Linked DNA regions of Homo sapiens: region 2 is linked to region 1. The links are chromatin contacts, found by Hi-C or POLR2A ChIA-PET in ENCODE. All regions are on one chromosome and are shown on one strand. Each heading gives the region's core, a stretch centred on a gene start or an enhancer-like site at or near the end of the contact. The rest is flanking DNA. Distances are from core to core; before and after follow the strand shown.

Evidence for each region. A loop is a pair of places that touch in the nucleus more often than their neighbours do. ChIA-PET counts read pairs that join two places held with the same protein, here RNA polymerase II (POLR2A). Pooled maps may share reads with other maps.
Region 2: a loop to region 1 is called in a map of PC-9, with 9 times the contacts of the local background. The contact joins the enhancer-like site here to the promoter of MAGI1-IT1 in region 1. A Hi-C loop is called at or near these places in 4 of 168 maps with a recorded cell type or tissue (PC-3, PC-9, endothelial cell of hepatic sinusoid and 1 more) and 6 of 50 pooled maps. POLR2A ChIA-PET finds 5 or more read pairs at or near these places in 2 of 52 experiments (Caco-2 and WTC11).

Annotation. Positions count from the first base shown.
Region 1 is chr3:65,949,734-65,957,176 of GRCh38, reverse strand. MAGI1-IT1 (MAGI1 intronic transcript 1) reads left to right here and starts at 2,619. Exons shown (of 3, transcript NR_145422.1): 1 at 2,619-2,737. All of the region lies in intron 1 of MAGI1 (membrane associated guanylate kinase, WW and PDZ domain containing 1), which reads left to right.
Region 2 is chr3:66,112,434-66,119,876 of GRCh38, reverse strand. No RefSeq gene overlaps it. Among named protein-coding and RNA genes, the nearest start is that of MAGI1, 77 kb to the right of the region's middle. Within about 2 kb of position 3,581, at least 13 of the 41 ENCODE cell types and tissues checked have a DNase peak (open chromatin) inside an H3K27ac peak, as active enhancers do; they include PC-3, PC-9 and gastrocnemius medialis, where a contact is called at or near this core.

The sequences.
Region 1 (7,443 bases), core at 1,370-3,869:
CCTACTTTTGATGAGATTTGTGTTGCTTGTAGTTTGGACTATTACAAATTATTATACTGTCATTATGCCTTTTGGTATATATGTATTTTCATTTCTCTAGGGTATGCCTCAGAGTGGACTTGTAGGATTGGGTTAGACTATGCATTTTTCTAATCCCAATAACATAATTTTTTTTGAGAAGGATTCTCACTCTGTCACCCAGGCTGGAGTGCAGTGACGTGATCTTGGCTCACTGCAGCTTCTCCCTCCACGGTTCAAGTGATTCTCCTGTCTCAGCCACCCAAGTAGCTGGGATTACAGGTGTGTGCCACCATGCCAGGCTAATTTTTTTGCATTTTTTATATAGAGATGGGGTCTCATCATGTTGGCCAGGCTGTTCTTGAACTTCTGACCTCAAGTGGTCCTCCCGCCTCAGCCTCCTGAAGTGCTGAGATTACAGGTGTGAGCCACCATGCCCTGCCTTCAATAGGTAATTTTAAGCAGTGTTCCAGCTCTTCTAGTTTATGTTACCACGAGTAGTCTATGGGTTTCCATTATTTAACGTCCTTGTCGGCGCTTGGTATTGATGATCTTTTAATTTTAGCCACCTGAAAGTATGCCTACTTTGAATTTTTTAAATTTCTGTGTTTCACTGTAAAGAAATGAGAGTGAGGTTTAGAGCCAGAAACTCTGAATGAGTTTAGCTTTAACCCTGGTTGAAGGGCTACTAGGTGATCATTTGAATCCTTAACTGAAGGTGGGGCCATTTTGTTAGACTTCACCCTACAGAATCTCACACACCAAGGTCCAAATGCCGGTGGCAGGCTATGTAAACCTACATAGTTATTTACCTCTTTGAGACTCAGTCTCCTTATCTGCAAAGGGATGTCATTTTAAATTCCTCACCGAGTTGGTATGAAGAGCATCAGTCATTCCACCAAAAAGCACTTAGTTCCTGGCCCATAGTTATTATCAAACAGTGAGTCACAGGAAGATGCGGCTAGCTACATTGCTGTAGAATACTCTTATATTTATTTTAGTTTATCTATTTTTAGGGGAAACAAAGTTATTTCACCCAGAGCATTAGACGTCAAAAGTCGATATATCCTTTCTGGAACTGCCTTGTTTGTTTGATGTCCTGGTGTTTTGAAGGCTGGCATGTTTATGGCCGGGCAGAACCATAAACACTCCTTCGGCCCAGGGCTGCCCTGGATTTGTGTATATTTCATACATGGGCAGTGGAGAAGGAAATCATCTTCAGCTTGTGTTTTGACACAGAGAAGTTTTGCTTTTCGTTTATCTACTCTCTGCATCCTCCACCGAAAACAAACAGAACACTCTGGCATGGGTAAATATTGTGACTGGCGGCCTCAGTGGTGTTGTTTTTCCCTTTGCTACAATTGCTGAGAGACTGATGGTGGCATTGTAGAAGATCCATGGTTGTCATTCTGATACTTCAGCCAGAACCATAGCAGTTCTGGAAATGAAAAAGTGAAGTAAAGAAAAATAAGAATTACAAGACAATTTTTTTTTTCCAAGGGAAATTGTAAGGCATTTCAAGGATGGAAAGGCAAAAATGTTATATGGTTTTGCATTTCTTCTCCTAGCAGCGATATTCATCATGCCACCACTCCTGAGCCTTAGAATAGATAGACTCTTCAAAGACAGCTGAGCTTCATTTCAGGTGGGTTCCCTCCGAGCCTTCTCCTGCTTCATTTGCCCTGCTTAGTGAAACTCAGCTAGAATCAAGGTGCAACTGGTCTAGGAGGCTAGGAGAGGTGTAACCACTTACTATGTAGCCACTGAGAGTTTGGCCTGGTGGAATTTCATTTGCAATTAATTACGTTTATTTATTTATTTAGTTTTAAGAGGCAGTGTTGTCCAGGCTGGCCCTGAACTGCTGGGCTCAAGTGATCCTCCTGCTTTGGCCTCCCAAAGTTTTGGGATTACAGGCGTCAGCCACCACACCTGGCCAAGGTTATTTTTTATTAGCTTAAAAAGTTATTTACCTCTAACGTGTTTTCTTCGCTTCCCCCCTCCTCCCTGTCTCTGTGTTTCTCCCCATCTCTCATTCTCTCTTTCTGTCTCTGTCTCTCTCTTTCGGGAAGTTAAGTAAGGGAAGAAAGACCAGATGAGAGAGGTTAAAACTGCTGGGCTCTGATTTCACAAACAGGTAGTCTTTTGCTAACTGCATGATTTTGAGCAAATTCCTTCATTTTTCTAAGTCTCAATTCTTTCATCTCTCAGTGGAGGTAACAGTTGTACCTCTTTTGTTATGAGGGTTATGTTCAGAATGACAAATGTCAGAATTTGCACAAATAGCAACAGCTGCCCTTACCTGGCACTTCCTCAGTGCCAGGCACTGTTCTGAGTACCTGCTTGGTATATATCCCAGCAGCCCTGGGGGTTGGGGCCTGTGGTTTATAGGTGAAGAAACTGAGGCAGAGAGTGTTTAAGAAACTTGACTTAAGATTCCTCCAGCAACAAGTGGCAGAACTGAGATTGGAGTGCGAGGCTGTGTAGTCCAGAGTCGAGGTCCTCTGTCGCAGCACTGCCATTTCCCCGCCGTGCCGCCTGACAACACACCCCGCCCCTCCTCCTTCTCTCTGTAGATAACTATTTCAGTTTGGCATAACTTCCTTTGTAATTTGTAGCAACAAACCTGGGGTCAGACACTCCACTGCCTGTGCATCTTGCCTGTTTCCGGATCCGCCGTGTCACAGACATTTTCTATGTCAGTGCCTATGGCTCTACCCAGGTAAAAAATTAACCACCTTGGCAAGCGCTGCCCATGTCGCTCCTGCTTGCCGGGGCTGGCTTTCTTTCAGAGCAACCCCGTTCTAGCTGGCCTGCTGCCTAGGCCCTGGCTTTCTTTCCCACAAAATAGCTTCTGAAAAAAACTGTGGGAAACAAATGGCTTCAGAGGTTTTTAGAAACAGAAGTGCAAACTCTAACAAATTTCATCTGGCCCAAAAATGTTATTACCCAAAATCTTGAAAATATTTTCTTATAGGATTATTCCCCCAAGGTTGTTAATCTGAGAACGATCCAGGCCTAATAGGCCTGACTTTTTGCCCCCTGATGTTGGAGTCTTGAGTAGTTGAGTGCCGGAGTATGGGGGGTTGGGGTAAAAATATTCCTCTGGAGGAAATGAAGTCATTTTATTTAACATTATAGCTACCACTGGGACTCTATCATTTTAGAAAGGGAATGCCAGTTCACACAGCCAAATGAAGCTTTTAAATTAGTCCAAGAAACCTTTTAAAAGGTAGCACTAGGTTTTCAGTTCCACAAACATTTATTGAGTCTATCTGTCCTAAAGATTTTTGCCATAGTTAAATTTTACCTAACGAACATTGCCTTTCTAGATAAATGTTATTGTAACATTATCTGCTTCTCTCTTTCAGTGGTTGGCATTTTACTTTCGGTGCTACAGAGTGGCAGCAAGCTACACTGTTTCTGTGCTGAGGTTGTTGTCTGAGAGAGATTTATCTGGCCCTGTGAGCCCCGCACAGCAGGGAGACAAACCTTGATTTGTTCAGTGGAGGAAAGAATGTGGCCTTGTACACCTGCCTCCCTGGATACACCTGTAGGGCTGGTTTCCCTGCTGAAACCTCCCTGTGGAGCTCTTGACACTGGTGCAATTGGCTCAGCCCTGGCAACAGTGTCAACAGAAACTGGGCTCGGAGGGACCCAGGTTTCCGTGTCCTTCTCTTGCTGGTTAAATCCCAAGTATGTGTGTAATCGCTCTCAGGCTGGGGAGGTGAAGTTGAAACCTGGCTTATCACTGGGCCTAGATTCTCCTGTAGCATATTTTAGATAAGAGTGGAAAAAATGCCAGGCCCAGCATTAGCTGCCCTGAGACTGAGGAGCTTTGTTTTTCCTCATGAAGGCCTTTGGTTTCGTCTGGAAATCTGCCTGTGAATAGGCCAGAAGGTATAAAGGCAGCTGTCCTTACTTATCTAGTTTTAATTTTTCAGCAAGTGATTTGGAAGCAAGAATGAAGATTTGATCAGAACCTTTGCTCACTTGCAATGAGTAGAGTCTTGTTGCTTGTTTTCGTTTGGCATTGCCCTCCCTTTGAGAACACCATAGGCAGCTGCTCTCTGTTGGAATTCCAATTCTGTGACCTTGGGCAAATTACTTAACCTTTCCCTGAGCCTCAGTTGTCTCATCTGTAAAAGGGGGATAATAATAGTACTTGACTCATAGGTTGTATTAGGGATTGCAGAGTTAGTATTTGTAGTCCTTAGAACAGTATCTGCACATGGTAAGTGTTATGAAAGTGTTTGTCAAGACAAACAACAGGAAATACTTTGTACAGTTAATTATATGAAGTGCCAGTGATATTTATGTGGCTTTTTGTTGTTGTTTGTTTGTTTTTGAGATGAAGTCTCGCTCTGTCGCCGAGGCTGGAGTGCAGTGGCATGATCTTGGCTCACTGCAAGCTCCACCTCCTGGGTTCACGCCATTCTCCTGCCTCAGCCTCCCGAGTAGCTGGGACTACAGGCGCCCGCCACCACGCTTGGCTAATTTTTTGTATCTTTAGTAGAGATGGGGTTTTACTGTTTTAGCCAGGATGATCTTGATCTCCTGATCTCGTGATCCACCCGCCTCGGCCTCCCAAAGTGTTGGGATTACAGGCGCGAGCCACCGTGCCCGGCCTTATGTGGTCTTTCTGGTTGGTAAATATTCTAACACACACAAATTAATCATTAGATCAAAAGAATTGTGTTTTGGTACGTAGTTAAGGTGCTCTTTTCTTTTAAATATACACTCCTTGCTGTTCTTCCTGTTCCCTTTGCAGAGCAAAAGTATCGGAAAAAAACAAGTGCAAGCACTTCCTTCTAATATTGGTTTAGTTGTGGTCAAAAACAGGAATTATGAGTCATGAACACCAAATTGACAGGAATGAGCCAAGGCAAAATTACATCCTAAGGATGGGGGTCATCTTTGACAAACAGACACACAGATTCATCAGGCATTAAAACAGCATTCTTAACCTTGGAATCCACGGGTCCCCAAAAAGTCTGTCAGAGAAATAGGGGATCTGCAAATTTGGGTGGGCTAAGAGTTATCTATCTACACTTTCACTAACCCCTAACTGAATTTGAGCATTTCCTTGAATTATGAATGTAGGCAACAAACCACAGTGACAGAAGCAATACTTATGACTTTGTCGTCAGTAGGAATCTCAGATATTTTAATATCACATTGCAATCTCATTTACTCTTATCACTACAGTAGCTAATAGATTCACCATTATTTATTTATTGTTCTTCAGTGCCTTAAGAAAAAGCATGATTATTTAAGAATATTTTGCTCACTACAGTTCAGTATAATTAGGTTCCTTTGGACTCTTACATATTTTATTCATTTATAAACATTATTCTGAGGTAATAATAGTCATCACCAGACTGCCAAAGAACTCCATGCGTAAAAATGATTAAGGAGTTTTAAAGTTGAAGGCTTAAGCTGATTGGAATCTCTAGAGCTGTTCTGTCCAATAGAAATATAATGCGAACCACTTGTAATTTAAAATTGTCTGGTAGCTACTTTAAAAAGAGTAAAAAAGAAGTGAAATTAATTTTAATAATACATTTTATTCAATTAGATATATTTAAAATAATATTTCAACAGGTAGTCAATAATAAAAGTTACTTGTGAGATATTTGACGTGTTTTTCATACTGTCTTTGAATCAGATGCGTAATTTATACTTCAGAGTATATCTCCATTTCGATGCAACAGTTTCATTGGAAACATTTGATCTGTTTTTACGTTTAACAAAATTTCACTGAAAAAGTAGATTCAGGTGGTTCCAAACACAATGAAATGTTTTCCACTAACAGCATTGAGTATTTTCAATTTGAATCATTGAAGATGAAATAAAACGAGAAATTCAATTCTTCAGCCATGTGAGGTATATGACAAGTCCTCAGGGTCTGCTGGGGGTTACCATATTGGACCATGCAGCTCCAGAGCCTGACTACATGCAGAATTCTCTGGGAGGAGAAAACAGTGATTGAATGGATGCTTTGAATGCGGCCCAACATAAATTCATACATTCATGAACTTTCTTAAAACATTATGAGATTCTCTCTCTTTCCCTCTCTCTTTTCTTTTCTTTCCCTCCCACCTTCCTCCCTCCCTCCCTCCTTTCCTTCCTTCCTTCCTTCCTTCCTTCCTTCCTTCCTTCCTTCCTTCCTTCCTTCCTTCCTTCCTTCCTTCCTTCCTTCTCTTTCTTCTCACCAACTATCATTGTTCCTAGTGTATTTTATGTGCGGTCCAAGACAATTCTTTTAATGTGGCCCAGGGAAGCCAAAAGAATGGACACCCCTGCCCTGAGGTATCCCTGCACTCTATCTGTCCCTGAGTAGGTCCTCATGTTGGTAGTGACAGCACACAGTGCATACCTCTGTCTGGGACTTCATTTGATTCAAGGGAAGCTTTTCCATTTAAGTGGTGGCTTTTGCCGACCAGTGGGGGGTAGCATTTTGTAATTTCCGTTCCAACCAGTTGAAGAGGGATTTACAAATTCTTGGAAAGATGATAATTTTTTTTCCTTTGAGCAATCTTTGGTATAACAACAGAGTTTAATTTACATAGGGATTTTTAGTACTTTGCTTATATTCTTTGTTTGTTTTTCTCCTGTAGTGTTTTCTAGAGAGGGTGAGCTGCAGGGCACATTTTAATCTTTTAAATTAGTTTTTCATGGATTCTCAACATACTTTCTCTGAGGATCCTTCAACAGCGAGGGCGGGGTACAAGCCTGGGCTTTTAGTCTTTTGGGGCCATGGGAGAATATGCAGATCTATGCAGAGTACCCTTACCAGGAGGGTTCTTTGAGGCTTCAAAGAACCCAGATCTTTGGCTAAAGTTGTTAGAAATGTCTTTTCCTTTTCAGGAGTGGTCTCTGAACTAAAGCTAGGTAATTTCAGCCAGTGCTAAGTTACCCACTTGGGTGGTCTAGTCTACTTTCATCTCCTAACTTGTTTAACTTTAATACTGAATGTGGCTTTTCGTTTCTTTTGATTAAAATTGACAAGCTGTAAAGTAAAAAAAAAAAAAACAGTAATATTGCTAGTTCTGTTTTTTTTTTTTGTTTGTTTTTTTTTTTGTTTTTTTTTTGTTTTTTTGTTTTTTTTTTTTTTGATGATCTGGCTCTGTTGCCCAGGCTGGAGTGCAGTGGTGCCATCTCGGCTCACTGCAGCCTCCCCATCCTGGGCTCAAGTCATCCTCCCATCTCAGCCTCCTGAGTAGCTGGGAATATAGGCACATGCCACTCTGCCCGGCTAATTTATGTATTTTTTGCAGAGGCAGGGTTTCGCCATGTTGCGCAGGCTGGTCTCAAACTCTTGAGCTGGGATTACAGGCATGTGCCACCGTGCCCAGCCCCAATCTAGTTTAAATATAAAACTGGAGCCAAGATATAAAAGTAAAAGAAACTTTTTTCCCTAGATAG
Region 2 (7,443 bases), core at 2,332-4,831, 160 kb before region 1:
CAATAAACACCCTGGTCTAAGTCATCATCATCTCTCCCCTGGATGAAGCCACAGCTCACAGCAGCTGGAGGATGGATGCCCCTCTAAGTAAAGGGGATTTGAGCAGGGCACTGACAGCATCCACTCCAGTGACAGCACACAGAGCTGCACCTACCACCCATGTCATCAGGCTCTCCATGTTAAAGCTCTTTGCCTTGCAGCACAGATACTTACTCACTCATTTGACAGACATATTGTAAACCAAAAAGTATCTGAGACAAGTCTCAATCACTTTAGAAGTTTATTTTGCCAAAGTTGAGGACACACCTGGTAGACAAGTCTGTACCTTTCTCCAAAGATGACTTTGAAGGCTTCAATATTTGAAGGGGAAAAGCAGGCTGTGGGAGAAACAGGGAGGGTACGGTCACATTCCTGAATCCACACGTTGCAAGAGAAAAGGAGCAGGTAAGGGAAAAGCTTACTATGTGTCCTTCTTGTTCTCAATAAATTGTCACTTTCCACAAGATAAGGTGAACACAGAGTGGAGACATTTAACCTTTAATCTGCTGCTATCCGCTTAGGAACAAAATGAAAGGCAGTTGCTTGCATCATGACTCAGCTTTCAGCTGAATTTTTTCCTTTTGGCTTAGTGAATGAGGGTCCCAGAGTTTTTATTTTCCTTTCACAATATCCTGAGCACTTACTCCACGCCATGCGCGTTTCTTTTTTTTTTTAGACGGAGTCTCACTCTGTCGCCCAAGGCTGGAGTGCAGTGGCGTGATCTCGGCTCACTGCAACCTCCGCCTCCCGGGTTCACGCCATTCTTCTGCCTCAGCGTCCAAGTAGCTGGGACTACAGGCACCTGCCACCACGCCTGGCTAATTTTTTGTATTTTTAGTAGAGATGGGGTTTCACCGTGTTAGCTAGGATGGTCTTCATCTCCTGACCTCGTGATCCGCTTGCCTCGGCCTCCCAAAGTGCTGGGATTACAGGCATGAGCCACTGAGCAAGGCACGTGAGATTCTTGGAGCTCATACATTTGCCCCCTAATATTCTAGAGGGGACAATGACAAGCCTGGACTCAGCAGTGACCAGATTGATTCTTTTGCATTGTCCCTATAAGATCCAGAATTATTTTAGTTTCTTCCTTCTTACTCTGTATATAAATTGGTCTTCAATTAAATAGGAAAAATAGGCTGGGCACAGTGGCTCATGCCTGTTAATTCCAGCACTTTGGGATGCTGAGGTGGGCGGATTGCTTGAGTTCAGGAATTTGAGATCAGCCTGGGTATTATGGCGAAACCCCATCTCTACCAAAAAATACAAAAATTAGCTGGGTGTGGTGGCATGCGCCCATAGTCCCAGCTACTCGGGAGGCTGAGGCAGGAGGATCACCTGAGCCCAGTTGAGGCTGCAGTGAGCTGTGATCAGGCCACTGCACTCCAGCGTCGGTGACAGAGTGAGACTTTGTCTAAAAAATATACATATATATATATGAGAAAAATAAACATGTACACATATAACATACACACGTGTATATATTAATATGTATTTGTGTATATATACATATATATGTTTGTATAAATATAGGGAGAAAACCAAAAAAGTTTTATACGTACATATACATTTTTCTAGTTTCTGGGATATGTGTGTATACATATGTATGTATGTATACACATACACACTTACCTTTAAAAGTTAGAAGGCCTCAGGGTAGACCCTGGCCTAAGCCACCAGCTTTTCTTCTTTCTTCATCTTCTGATTTCTCTAGTTGATGTCACCCAGTCCCACGGCTTTAAAATCCACCTACTTATTTGTGGATGACTCCTGGTTAAAAGAGAGGAAGGGAAGTGCTTAGTGCGATGCACTGGCAATGAAGGACCACCCGTTCAGGCTTCATTTGAAGACACAACCTTAAAAGTGAAATTGCCGGGTTGGCTGGCTCACGTCTGTAATCCCAGCACTTTGGGAGGCCAAGGCAGGCAGATCACAAGGTCAGGAGTTTCAGATCAGCCTGACCAACATGGGGAAATCCCTGTCTCTACTAAAAATACAAAAATTAGCCAGGCGTGGTGGTGCACACCTGTAATCCCAGGTACTCAGGAGGCTGAGGCAGGAGCTTCAGCCTTGAACCTGGGAGGTGGAGGTTGCAGTCAGCCGAGATCGTACCACTGCACTCCAGCCTGGGCGACAGAGCGAGATCCATCTCACGGAAAAAAAAAAAAAAAGTCAAGTTGGGGAACTTACAGCAAAACTAAAAAAGCTTTTTCCAAAGTGAAGAGTCCACATAAAACATGTGGACCAGAGTGTGAAATTGAGTATCCTACCTTCTTCATTTCCCACTGGGAGAATTTAAGAATATAAACATGCTGCCTGGACCCACATGTGAGACAGCTGGGCTTCTGTGTAGTTATAGATATACTCTAAACATCACTAAGGCTAGGGCTATGTTCTCAACCGGGGAGTGGTTTTGCCTCCATGGAACATTTGGCAACTGACTGGAGATTTTTTTCAGTTGTCAAAATTGGAGGGGAGGCCGGGTATTGTGGCTCACGCCTGTAATCTCAGCACTTTGGGAGGTGGGCAGATCACCTGAGGTCAGGAGTTAAAGACCAGCCTGGCCAACATGGCAAAACCCTGTCTCTACTAAAAATACAAAAATTAGCTGAGTGTGGTGGTGCCTGCATGTAGTCCCAGCTACCCAGGAGGCTGAGGCAGGAGAATCAATTGAACCCAGGAGATAAAGCTTGCAGTGAGCTAAGATCAAGCCATTGCACTCAAGCCTGGATGACAAAGCGAGACACTGACTCAAAAAAATAAAATAAAAAATAAAAATTGGACGGGAGATGCTAATGGCATCCAGGTAGAGGCCAGGAATACTGCTAAACATTCTACAATTCACAGGACAGCCATCCAGACATTATCTGGCCCCAAATGTCAACACTCCTGAGATTTAAAAACCCTGGGCTGAGGATAAGTCCTTTCTCTTGCCTGTCCCCTCCACCCTCCCATTCTATCCCGCTTTGGAGCTCTCATCCCTTCAATGATGTTCTAATTTAAATACTTATGACTCTATCAGTTTAGACAACTACTTTTCACAGTCTAAGTCTCAGTTTCTGTAGTAGCTAACCTGCAAAGATTGCCTCCCATAAAACACACCTCTTGTATTTATGCCCTCAGATAGTCCTCTATCCTTGAACCTGACTCATTTTAACCAAAGGGATGCCGCAGATGTTACACAAAGCTGGATCTGGGCCTAAGCCTTAGGAAGGCCTGGTGGCTTCTGCTTTTGGGGGCGTGAAGGTGCCATGTACGAAGTCAACATGGAGAGGCCATGTAGACAGAGAGAAGCTCTGAAACTGCATGAGGAGAGAGAAAGGACCTGTGTCCCAGCCGAGCCCAGCCTTCTGACTATTCCTGTCAAGGCATTAGACAAGCCCATTGAGCCTCATGGTAACTGTAGGCAATGCAGACATCCCAAGGAACAGAGGAACTGCCCAGCTGAACCCAGTCAGCTCACAGAATTCTAAGAGGTAACAAAACAGCTATTGTTTTAAGCCAGGGAGTTTTGAGATAGTTTGTAATGCAGCAACAGACAACTGAAACTGTTACCTTATCTCTCTACAATGAAAAGATGGTATGAGATCAGATTTCAAATTATTTTTAGACTCAGAATCCTAAACAAAATCTTATCTGGAAGCACAATATATGTATATCTGTGAGGAATGCTTTTTGAGACGCAAGGACAGAAAACTCTGCACTGGTTTAGACAATAGTGGCTTCTTCCTCACATGGCAAGAAGTCTGGAGCCAGGTGGTTGCCGGAATTGGTTCAGTGACTCACGGAGGTCAGAGCCAATGTTTCTGAGATTCCAGGCATTCCTGTGCTTACAGCCACATGGTCACAAGATTGCTGTTGTAGTGGCAGACATGATGTTAGCATGGAAGGGAGGAGGAAGACAGGAAAGGACCATATCAGCCACATATGTCCCTTTTTAGTAAGAAAATAAAAGCTTCCTAAAAACTTTAGCAGCAACTGCTAAAGTGGCTTATTCTCACATTTCATGGGCTAAAACTGGGTCATATGCCAATCCATAGCTTCCAGGGAGACTGAGAAACTGAGGAAGAGGATTGTCATGAATGACCTTGACCACACTCCATAGCTTGAAGTTGAGCCCATTTCCCTGCACACAAAAATCAGGGTCAGGAAGAAAGAGTGAGGGAAGGGTTCTGAGCAATAAATAACTAGCTTCTGAAACAATGTAAAAAAAAAAAAAAAAGCATAAAATGCAGTTAATCTGATTGAATTAGGGGAGATGGGGCATGTATTTCTATCAGCTCAGCTCCTCCTCTTTCCTGGCTATTTCCCGCTATATCCTGGATCCCAGGGGACTCCAACAAAACCCCAGTACTCCAGAGACCCACGTCTAAAAATCACTCAACTATATCTTAACAAATCTTCCTGCTCTAACATTCTGGAATCTGTACAGTCAATTGATGTAATTTCTTGTCGTTATCAATTTACATACTTTCTATATGGTGGGATAAGCATCTTAAATTTTACCACCTGTCTCAGATTGTGAGAGCTCCCCTTTCAGTATCATGATATTTCATTGTCATTCTTTCATTTATCAAGGTCCTTTAGGAAACCCTCATATCTCTCCCAAGTGTAAAACCAGTAACAGAATAAAAAATATTTTATCGGCCAGGCGTGGTGGCTCACGCCTGCAATCCTAGCACTTTGGGAGGCTGAGGCAAGTGGATTGCTTGAGCCCAAGAGTTTGAGACCAGCAAGCTGTGATCAAGCCATTGCACTCCAACCTGGGCTACAGAGGAAGACCCTGTCTCAAAAAATATATGTATATATTTTTTTCTTGATCATTGTTCCAGTGATCTTCACAAGTACTCTGTGAGGTAGGTATTATTACTCCCATTTTACGGATGAGGGAATGAAACTCAGGAAGACAAGAAACTGGACCACATTTACACAGTTCTGGAACTGCCACCCAAATCATCTGAGCCCATATCAAGAACTCTTTGTACTTACTAAATTCTACAATCTCAGACAAGCATCACGCCTGTAATCTCAGCACTTTGGGAAGCCGAGGCAGGTGGATTGCTTGAGCTCAGGAGTTCAACACCAGCCTGGGCAACATCAGAAAACCCTGTCTCTACCAAAAATACAAAGCAATAGCCCAGCATGGTGGTGCATGCCTGTAGTCCCAGCTATTTGGGAGGCTGAGGTGGGAGGATCGCTTGAGCCTGGGAGGCGGAGGTTGCAGTGAGCCGAGATTGTGCCACTGCCCTCCAGGCTGGGCGATGGAGGGGGGACCCTGTCTCAGAAAAAAGAAAGAAAGAAAAAGGGCTTAAGTTAATATTTAAAAATGTAAAAATATATTAAAAACAGAGGAAAAAAATTCTAGAATTCCTTCCAGTACCTGGGAGTAGAGTAGAGAAAAAGTCAAATGAGGTTTTTGCTCTCATGGTATTTATTTTCTAGATGAGAAAAACACTAAAAAGCACAAACTGGGGCAAGTAAATAAAGCCATGACTCTAGCTAGTACATTAAGGAAAAGATACAACAGGGCAAAGTGTTGAAAGAGTACTGTCAGGATAGGGTGGGAGCTCCTCTCAGCCGGGTTATTGGGGAAGCTTCTCCGAGAAAGTGGTCATTTGTGCTGAGAAAGTCTCAGCCATGAGACTGGGGAAAGAGCTCCAGGTCATCATGAAGAACTTGCGTATCTGAGGCATTTTAAGGAGACCACTGTGGTTGGACTGGTGGAAGGTAGGGAGGAACTGAGGCCAGAGGAGAGGTGAGAGAGGAGAGTGGGAGCCAGCTTGTTCATTTGTACACAACTGGTTACTTCACAAAGCCCACCTTCCCCAGGATGCTATTCAGAAGATGCACTCTGCTTTCACTTTTATCTCCTTTGAGGATCAAGAACTAGAAAGTTCAGACCCCATGATGCAGATTCTGGAACCTAGTGGTTTTCTAAAAGTAGGCTTGGAAGAGAAATGGAGACAGAGAGTCAAAGGATGAATCTTCCTAATCATCTTTCTTTCTTTTTTCTCATTTAGAAGCTGGCACTGACTAGATGAATCATTGTCTTTGCAGCTAAGAATTGCTGCGTCAAGAAGATATGACACTTTATTTTATGGGGCATACACTCCATCTGTAATATATCTCTCCTGGGGTTAGGGAGCCAGTGCAATGATACATGCTCCAAAATAGGCAGGAAGAGTCCTAATGTTCCTAGTTCCACAGCTTCAGAATTTATGGGATAAGCCCTGGCTTTCTATTAGAAACCAACAAATAGAATTGATAACTTTAAAATCCCTCTAGGGTAAGGCAAACAAATGGATTGATGTGTCTGCCAGCAATTAGCAATACCACAGCATTATTGCCCTAATAAACTTCACATAAGGCGTTTGGGTGTTTTTTTTTTTTTAAATTAAGATAAAGACTGGAATTAGAAAGTTAGATGTGCTCCTTTTAAGCTAGAGCACCAGAAAGCTTCCACAGACAAGGAGAATATTTTAGTGTGCAGGTGAGACCTGGAACCTCCACAGGGATTCCAACAAACCCCGAACATCATTTACAAGTTTTCTTTTTTTTGGGATGGAGACTCGCTCTGTTGCCCAGACTGGAGTGCAGTGGTGCAATCTCAGCTCACTGCAACCCCTGCCTCCTGTGTTCAAGCGATTCTCCTGCCTCAGCCTCCCAAGTTGCTGGGATTACAGGCACCTGGCACCACACCTGGCTAATTTTTGTATTTTCAGTAGAGACGGGGTTTCATCGTGTTGGCCAGGCTGGTCTCGAACTCCTGACTTCAGGTGATCTGCCCGCCTTGGCCTTCCAAAGTGCTGGGATTACAGGCGTGAGCCACCGTGCCCAGCACAAGTTTTCATAACAAGACACTGGGAAAGAAACTGGAGGTAAGCACCTTTGCCCTTTGATCAGAGGGCTAAGATACTTTTTTAAAAAGTTCAACATGATGGTGGTATAACCTGAAACAAACCAATGACTGAGGGGTTGATACTGTGCAAGCACCATCCTCACGTGCCTGCATACCTGACGATAATTGCTAGTGTCCCTTTACTGAGATGAAAGGTCACTAAAGACCCTCAAATGTTAAATACCTTGACCAGTGTCAATATTTTATTCTGCAGTCCTCAATGGAACAATAGTAAGCCATACAATAAGATGATGATGATGATGATGATGATGACGACTACTATGAAAACAATAGCTTCTGCCATTCACTGAGCATGTATTATGTGCCAGGAGCCTGACATGTTTTATCTCATTTAGCCCTTACAATACCCATGTAAGGTGGATAGTAGTATAACAGATATTATTATTATTATTATTTTTGAGATGCAGTTTCACTTTTGTTGCCCAGGCTGGAGTGCAATGGCATGATCTCAGCTCACTACAACCTCTGCCTGCCTCCCGAGTTCAAGT